2 separate regions of the Mus musculus genome follow, and region 2 is linked to region 1. A link is a contact called in ENCODE Hi-C data. All regions are on one chromosome and are shown on one strand. The core of a region is the stretch at or near the end of the contact, and the rest is flanking DNA. Distances in the headings are between cores, read along the strand shown. Region 1 holds the start of E030030I06Rik (RIKEN cDNA E030030I06 gene). Region 2 has its middle 16 kb from the start of 4933407G14Rik.

What was found. A loop is a pair of places that touch in the nucleus more often than their neighbours do.
Region 2: a loop to region 1 is called in a map of T-helper 1 cell, with 18 times the contacts of the local background. The contact joins the enhancer-like site here to the promoter of E030030I06Rik in region 1. A Hi-C loop is called at or near these places in 3 of 37 maps with a recorded cell type or tissue (T-helper 1 cell, T-helper 17 cell and T-helper 2 cell).

Annotation. Positions count from the first base shown.
Region 1 is chr10:22,147,225-22,151,875 of GRCm38, forward strand. E030030I06Rik (RIKEN cDNA E030030I06 gene) reads right to left here and starts at 2,046. Exons shown (of 2, transcript NM_001254745.1): 1 at 1,265-2,046. The coding sequence starts at 1,788.
Region 2 is chr10:75,463,365-75,468,015 of GRCm38, forward strand. No RefSeq gene overlaps it. Among named protein-coding and RNA genes, the nearest start is that of 4933407G14Rik, 16 kb to the left of the region's middle. Within about 2 kb of position 2,512, at least 1 of the 3 ENCODE cell types and tissues checked has a DNase peak (open chromatin) inside an H3K27ac peak, as active enhancers do.

The DNA.
Region 1 (4,651 bases), core at 796-3,295:
TTTAGAGGATTTTCACCTATGCTCTTGCTTTATCCTCACAACTCTAAGTAGGCAGGTGTCAAACGAGGTAAAATAAATTTAGAAAGCGCATCTTCTTTTTGCATATAAGCAGATGCTCCTGAATTCACAATTCAAATTCCTACTGTGGGATCAACTAAAAACCATCTAGAGACACACCAGACACAAGAGGATAAAACAGGAGAACAGGGTGAGCCAGCTAGCCAAAACTCTTCTGTTAGAGGGACTTGTATTGACCTGCACTCAATGATTGGTTATACAAGGGTGTTTGTTTGGAAGAATGCTACTTTGTATTTACATACATGACTGTTACCTTTTATCTGGACACCCCACAGGTAACAGACAAACGAAATTTGATACTAAATTCTAATGTTGAAATTCATCCTTTGCTACAGCTGTAGTGATCCTCTAGGGTAGTGAGTGACTCAAAGCCAGCAAGCAACTTTCAGGATCACAGACCTCTCTGAAGTGCAAGACACAGACAGACAGACAGACAGACACACAGATGGTAATCCACTTTTAGTAAAACCTGACTTTCTAGAAGACTCATTCTCCCTCGTCTCATTATCTTTTGCTGTTGCACCCCATGTACCCTTGCCACCCAACTAAAGCATAGGCACAATGGGGGCCTTTATTTACATTGGCTTTTTACTTATTTATGTAGTAATTAAAATTAAAATGTAGTAAAAAAAAGTAAAAATGTACTTATAAGTCTAACTATATTGGAGCCGGGCGTGGTGGCGCACGCCTTTAATCCCAGCACTTGGTAGGCAGAGGCAGGCGGATTTCTGAATTCTAGGCCAGCCTGGTCTACAGAGTAAGTTCCAGGACAGCCAGGGATACACAGAGAAACCCTGTCTCGAAAAACAACAACAAACAAACAAACAAACAAAAAACCAAAAAAAAAAAAAAAAACCCCAAAAAACCAAAAGACAAACAAACAGAAAAAAAAAAAAAACCAAAAAACAAAACTAACACCCAGCCCAGGAAGATTCTGTAGACTGAGTCCTAGAGGGCTTGGGGTTGTCTGGTTTTGTCCCTAAAAGACACCCAAAGCCCCCAGACCCCTTGGGGCACGCAGAGCGGTGTGGGAGGGGGAGGGGAGCCACCGCAGGTCTCTTTTTCTGCCTGTCTAGCAGGGTCACCGGTTTTATCTGAGGAAACTCAACTCTTAACTTTAGTTGGGCAACCAGCCGCCCCTTGCCCAGCACATTCCCGGACCCCATAGCCAGGGCTCCAGGCTCACCTGACCACGTAGGGTTGCTCTAAGGTCTCCAGGTGCCTCAGCACCGCCACCTCACGGACGGTGGAGAGCCGCAAGTCCTCCTCACTGGTCTGTACTCGCTGGCGCTTCGGAATCAGGAAGCGGCCGCCATTCTTCAGGTCGGGGGCCTTCGCCGATCTCTGCCAAGCACTCGTACTCTGATCGGCGCCACCCAGGCTGTCCTTCTCCTTGCTGGCTGCAGGCTGTCGGTGCGGCACAGAGGAACCGGGGTGCGTACTCTCTGACTTACACGCCTCGGGGGCCCCCGGGCTAGACGGACCGACCTTCTCGCCCGCGGGCGCAAGCCGGGCGCAGCCGCGAAACTCCGCCCAGCTGAGTCTCCGCGCCCTGCCGCCGCCGCCGGAGATCCCTCCTCTTCCCCCTCCGCAGCGATTACGTAGTCTGCCCACAATCTCTGCACCTAGGAGGAGGAGACCGGAGGACAAGGAGAAAGTGTGATCAGACTGCCCGGGAGACTTCCATCGGGTTCCACCAGCTCCCCTCATTCTCCCCTCTACTCGCCCTGGCTGCCTAATCCGGCCAGGTTTCTCGGAGAAAAACCAAGTTACTTTTCTTCCCCAGCACGGCTCGTGCTGTCTTTGAAAGGAAGAGGTTGCTGGGGCCCCTTGGGGATGAGCGCCGAGCGGGACGCAGCGGGACAAGAGGGGGCGTGCGGAGCAGCCCAGAGTGTGCCCGGAGTGCGGGGGAGGGGGGCGCCGGGCGCATCAGTGTCACGGCTCAATATTTATACCTATATCGTTGTTCTCAGCTGCCCTCCCTGACTCGTCGCGCGGAGTACGGGGCGACCTGGGGGAGTTCGGAACTGGCGTGAAAGCACCGGGGGTTCACCCATGTGGGGTCGCAGAGCGGGGTTGGGGCTCCTAGGACCCTGTAACCCAATGCTGCGAGTATGCGAGTAGGGGTGGTCAGACATCTGCTCGGAGATTGCTTCCTTTCTACTTTCAGTTTTTCTACAGGGAGACATTTGAAAGAGACTCGCTCTCACAAACGGTCTTTGGGGTATGGCAAGCTTAGCGGGAGACGAAATTCTGCCTCCGAATCGCCGAGGACCTCCCTTGTGGAAACTCAGGGAGGACAGACCATCTGGTAGGGGAGGGCTGGGGCTACTAGAGGTGGGAGAGCAAGGGGCCCTGGAAGGGGAGAAGTGTCCTGCTCCCTTTCCCGCGCGCGCGCGTGCACACACACACACACACACACACACACACAAAGATCGCAAGGGTATGGGAAAGGCAGGTCCGTCACACTTTTGCTTGTCCTGTCCTGAAAAGTAACTTCGGGACTTTGCTAGCTAACCGGGACTGGTCCTTAAGTTTTCAACCCGTGCAAAAGCAACCGCCCTTACGACGGTGGGGGTGGGGGCAGTAAACGTAGGTCTCCCGGGTGTGAGAAGGGTTAGGTCTCCCTTGTATCGCGACTTCAGAACCCCCGCCCGGTATCCTTGGCGGCTGAATGTTGGTAGCCAAGACAGTCGCTCTGTTCTCCAAAGGCTGGAGGCTAGGTCCCAGGCGCGGTCGGGCGTCCCATCCCCGTTCTGTTGTTTAGGGAAGACCGAGTGAGCCTTCCCGTCCCACCGCGGCCTTAGTCTGGTCTGGACCTTGTTCCACTACAGCCGCGTATCCGGAAAGGTCCCCATGCGTTTACCTGCCCCGCACCCCTCCTCCCCCGCTCGCTCTTCCGCCTGGAATTAAAGAACACATGGCGCGACCCCCACTGGGTGCGAGCATAGCACCACCTGGACAAGGCAGGGACACCCCAGGCTCCTTTGAAAGCTTTCCTAAAAAGCTGCATAAAGGACCCTCCAGGCCTCTCCCGGGGGTCGAGGGCCACATAGGTAGCGGGAGCAATGGCCTTGGCGCCCCTGTCCAGCCCAGGCTCCCGGAGGGGGCAGCACACGCACACCCAGACCGGAGCGGCGGTCCCTAGCCCCCTCTCCTCCTCCACTTTTGTTGTTGTTGTTGTTGCTTTACCACGCTGGCTAAATGTGACTTGACCCCATTTCAAAAAAGTTTGACATAGTGCTTCAACCTTTCTGCACTCCTCCGCGACTACAAAGGCTGCAGCCGCCTCCTTCTGCTTTCTGTCTCAGCTCTCTGTCTTAGCACTGAATGAAATCCTTCACGAGCTTCTCCGGAAGCCTTGCCAAAGGGTCCCCACCAGCTCAGCGAGGGGAGGCCTGGGGACCGCGACCCGCTCGTGTGCGCAAAGGCAGATGCGCCCGCACAGATAACGCCCACGTCCACAGGACGAATGCGCCGCGGAGCCCCGTGCTGCTCCTGCCCAGGGTGTGCATTTGAACTGCAAGGCTTTAAATAAGGAAAGTAAACTTGGGGCGTGAAGCAAGAGTGCACGCGTGCGGCTTCAATTCCGGTGGGCTGTGTGCACTACACTCCTTGCTTAACGCGCCTGACGGGTAGCCAGCAGGAAGCCTGGGCGAACATTTTACTCCTTCGTTGGGAAGATGGGGCCCATACCCACACCCCTCGGGAGGCTACAGAGGGAACTTGCACAGGGGAAATAAACGTGGGGGCGCGGAAACACATTCTCCAGCACGGAATCCCACCCAGACGGTGCACGTTCAATTTTAAATGTGACTGTCCAAGTAGAGTCAGTTTGAGGAAGCTGGACAAAAAGTGAACGTATGGGTATTTTACGCACGAAATCTGTTCAAGCTGGCATAGGACCCTGGTGTGGGGTGTCCGCGCTGTGGGAGGTTCCTCTCAAGACCTCTAGCTCCCCCCAGCTGGCCCCCATAACCTACCCAGTCTCAATGTTAACCCAAGGGGATTCCAAGGGGCCACACAGCCCCCTACACCCCGTTACTCTCTCCCACTCCGATCCTCGCCGAGGACCCCCGCGTCTCAGCCTACCCACGCGAGTCCGTGGCCCCTTACCTGCGGAGCAGGGGCGCCGGCCTCCTGCGAAGCTGGAGTGTCTGTCTGCCCCCGCGCGTGTTCGCCCCGCGGAGCAGGTAACTGACTACAGCGGCCCGGGCAAGCGGCGCTCTGCGGGCAGGGGATGGGCACAGCGGCGGAGGGCGGAAGGCGCCGCCCGCGGGGAAGCCAGGGAGGCTCGGGTGCCGCGGGGCGTGGATCTGCGAGCCTCCGGGCTGGAGAACGACCTGGAGGCGAGTGGGCAAATTACAGCCTTCCAAAGCGAGCGAGGCGGGGCCAGGCCCTGGCTGTGCTCCCCCAATGGTCGGCTCAGAACTGGGGGCCCAGAGGGTGGGGGAGAGTTTAATGAAAATTTCTGGTTCTCACTGCAACCACTCTAGTTGGGGAATCTCACGACTGAAAATAAGTGGCGTGAAAGGGATCCAGTGGGATGTGGCATCGGGGGGCTGCAGGGTTT
Region 2 (4,651 bases), core at 1,262-3,761, about 53 Mb after region 1:
TAGGCCACCTCCACTTTTTTTTTTAAAGAAATACTAGCAAATGGTTTTTAAATATTACAATTAAAACAGGAAACTCTACTAGAACATGCAGATCACTTGTGTAGAAAGAAAGTCATGATGAAGAGACCCAAAAAGAGATAGGTGCCTACTAAGAACTTTCCACAGAAAAAAATTGGTCCAAGGAGTGCTCTCAATAATGCCATAAAAGAAAACACTTGTTCCTATCTGCACATAGCATGAGTCAAGGGTCACATGACAGAACATGGACAATCCAATCAACCATAACCGAGGACTGTAGGGTTATGGCCTTATAAATCCTCTCACCACCACCACCCAGCATAAACATTGGCCAATCAGGATTGCCTTCATTTGCGTGATGGAAATTATTTAGGGGAGAACTCACACACAAAAATAATCCTATCTCCTAAATTAAGACTACCACAGACCACTGTCTACAAGCAGGTTATTGTTCTGTGGTTGCGCTTGCTGCTGAATACATTTAATTTCCTCTACTGGACTTAAGCAAATTTTTTCACTGCCTGCAACTCTGACCCACCACAACTTACTAATTGCCCGTTTGACTTAAGAATTTTGCCTGGGTTGGGGGCTGGAGAAATGGCTCAGCGGTTAAGAGCACTTACTGCTCTTCCGAAGGTCCTGAGTTCAAATCCCAGCAACCACATGGTGGCTCACAACCATCCGTAATGAGATCTGATGCCCTCTTCCTGTGTGTCTGAAGACAGCTACAGTGTACTTACATATAATAAATAAATAAATCTTTAGGAAAAAAATTTTGCCTGGGAAACACCATCCAGGCTCTTAATCCCCTCACTGAATATCGATATAAGATATTCCTCTAAAGCACACACTCATAAGAAATGAGTGGTTCAATTGCAGGTTAGCCAAGCCTAGAAGCCAACAGAAAACAGGTAATTCCAGTGTTCAAAAGCCTAAGACCCATCAGTAGCTAGTTAAGACTGCTGTAGAGGGTAGACTATTACAGAATATGGGTACACAATTATAGACTTTTAACAAAAGCCCTAATTAGGAACAGCTTTTGAGAGTCTAATCTGCTTTGGTACATCAAACTGCTTCTAAAGCTCTCGAAGATCAATTAATGTCCATTCTTGATCTGTAAAAGCCATCAAGACAGTGTGTGTACTAACCACGGGGAGCAAGAGTTCCTGGAAGCAACTAGGAGAGACGCTCTCACCCATAACTTATGATTCAAAAATAATTAGATCACACGAGCCTCCAGTGGCCCTCTAGGATGAGTGCCCTGGCATCGGTAGCCAGTTGTGAGTTGCTAGAAGGAGCTGACGATATTATATTTGAGCAACCAATCACCATATTTTGTACAATATTATGTCTTAAATCCTGACGGAGCAGAAGGACAGATACCGGCTGACTGCTAGGAGGTTAGGCAAATATTCCCAACATACAATATGATAATCCCAACGTAACTCTTTGGACAGCAATGGCTTTAAATCCCCTCTACTCTGATGCTTGCAAGCTCCAAGTCTCTGACCCCCACTTCAGAATTGTGTGCAAGTATTTAATGTTGTCTCCCCCTACCCCCAACCCCATCCCCACAGCAAATCAGATCCGACAAACCATCTGGAAATGGCTTTCCAGACCTCAGAAGACAAATACGGGCTTGCAATAATGACCCAACCTTCCACATAGATGATAGTAGATATATTTGCTTGAGACCAAATCAATAGCTCTAAACTCTGGAGCCTTTGAAAGAGAAATAAGTTGTCATTTATACTGACTCAAAATATCATTTATGAATATCCATACTATGGAGCCACATGAAGAAAGAGAGGGCTTCAATCTCTAAATAATTAAGGCATTAAAATAGTTAGGAGGTATGTAAACTCTTGGAGGCTGTCCTTATACATGAAGAGGTGGCTATTACGCATTGCTCCAGACATCATAAATAAAACCACAATATCAGATAAGCCAGTATGTTGGCCGCAGGTAAGACATAGTTGATCTCTTGATACTTGGAATTAACTCTTCTCTAACCTGAATATTGAGAAGTTGGACCTAAGAGAGGGATTTTAAAGAATAGGACCCTCTCTCTCAATGGGAAGTAAATTCTCATGGAACTGTCTGGGTACCCCAAAAACCTTGTGTTTCCAATAGCTAACTATATTCATTAACACTCTCACAGTAGGTAAGGTATATTAACTGATTTGTTAAATCATACCATAGGAAGCCAGACAATAAAGAGATGACTGGGAGTCACAGGCAGAAGCTTTCAACTCAGCAGCTTCTTGCCCAAAGCATCATTCTCTAATCCAACCAGGCCACCCACATTCCTAGGGAATCGGCCATCAGCTGGCAGAGGGGTCGTTTGCTCCACCCCGTTAAACATTGTGGAGAGGCAGGAAGCTCTTCAAACGCTGGACTCAGGCAAATTTCATTTCTCCTTCATGTTTGGCAGCAGTGAGCAGAGGGAGTTAGCAGGCTGGAGCTACTTACTGCAAGCGCAGACTCCCTCTAATGTTACAGTTCTTGTGCCTTGGGCCCTAGGCTAGGGCTTGTATTACAAGCTGTCGGTCTGGGTTTTGAAACCGTTGGCTCTGGAAACATAAGAGCTCCCTGGAACTCTTCCAGTGACAAATGCCTACAGTTTCTCTTCCATGGCTCCTTATGACTTTTTACCCTTGCATGGTCTCACTTCTCTGCCTTCTCTTCCCAATTCTTTACTGTTGGCCTTCTTCTCCCTGGGCTGGCTGCTTTAAAACGGTGGCTCTGTTTCTTCAGCTGTCAGGCATCTGGCCAGATGACAGCTCCCATAGTCAGGACTCTACAGGGAGCTGGCCAGGATTGATTGGGTGCAACATGACTGCCACCACCAGAAGTCTGTCTCTCTTCTGCCACAAGCCATCTGTCTCTGTTGCTACTTTCTCCATGTCACCAGCTCAACCCACACCACTGAAAACAGACAAGAAATGATCTCTGGGGAGAAGCCTGTCATGGGGTAACACAAGAGGATCTCCCTACTGACTCACTGAGCTAGCCTAAGCAGACTAATTGTAGCTTAGGAAGGGGTGTCTGGATCAACACACTCATTTCCTGTGCTTGTCAACCTTCCTGATGCTGCGGACCTTTAACACAGTTCCTCGTGTTGGGGTGACCTCCCCACCCACCATAAAATGATTTCATTCCTACTTCATAACTGTTCATTTTTGTTGCTGTTCTGAATCATAATGTAAATATCTGACATATAGAATATCTAATGTGTGACCCTTCAAAGGGGTCACAACCCACAGGTTGAGAACCATTGGCAATCACAGTCTTGTCTCTTAGTACCAATCAGTCACTGAGACTTGTTGTGTTTTGAACCAATTGGGGCCTTGATTCTTAGTGCCAACCAGAGTCATCAAGACTTGCGTTTGGACCAATCACAGTGTTAGCACCACCCAGAACATCTCTGTTAGACCACAGGATGTGCTCTCCCTCTGGTCAAAATGGAAATGGTTGCAGGATCCTCTGAAGTTCATTGAGTACAAAACATTTCTGTTGGTACTGCACTTTCAAGAGCTGGATTAATCAGCTGCGGTTTTCTTGTCTTTTAGTGTGTGTGTGTGTGTGTGTGTGTGTGTGTGTCCCCTGATTCATCAATCTCCATCTTCTTCCTATGAGAGAGAGTCTCTCTCGTGGAACCTGAAGCTAGGCTGTATGGGAAATGTAAATGAGATATACTGCCTTTTCTATCAAAAAAAAATGGTAAAAATAAGATAAGGCAAGCACCATTTTAAAAGAAAATGACTTTGATGGCTAGTTTTTGTTGTCAACTTGTCTACACCCAGAATCAACTAGAACCCCAAAATGGAGGGACATGCCTATGAGGGATTTTTGCCTTACTTGATCTTTAAAGTGGGAAGGTACACCTCTTATCTGGGCCGCACCTTCTGCCCAAAGCCTGTATAAGGACAGGGGAGAGGGACGCTTTTGCTTTTTCTGTGCATGCTCTCAAGCTACCAAGTCCATTTACTAGCCTGAGAGCCTGCTTCTTCTGGATTTGGGGGAATACTGAAGACCATTTGAGATATCCAGTTTCATGGAATGAACAACTACTGGATTCCTGGATCTTCTTCTGTTCGTAGGCAGCCATCTTTGGATCAGCTGGACCATAGCCTGTGAGTCATTCTAATAAATCTCCTTTCTACGTATAGAGAGGGTCTTTAGGTTCTGTTACTCTAGGGAGCCCTGAGTAATACAAAATCATTTATCAAATATCTTTCCTGAGACAGCATTTTCTTGAAGTCAGTACACATGCCCAAGGATGCATTCCATATGGCTTATCAACTGCGTCATTTTAAACTAGTCAACTGGGTAAGAAGGTGAGACTAAGCACTAACAAGTTAGAGGGAGGCACAGGAATCAGCTGCCTGCTTGCTTGCTTGCTTGCTTGCTTAATTTGACACAGCTACTCAAATTCTATGCTGGTTGGTGTTTGTCAACTTGACACAAACCCTCAAGTCATTTAGGAAGAGGACAATCTATTAAGATAATGTCCACACGAGATTGGCCTATAGGCAAGCCTGTGGTGCATTTTCCTGATTAGTGGAAAAACCCAGTCTATTGTGGGTGGTGCTACCCCTGGGTAGATGGTCCTGGGGGTGGTGTATAAAAG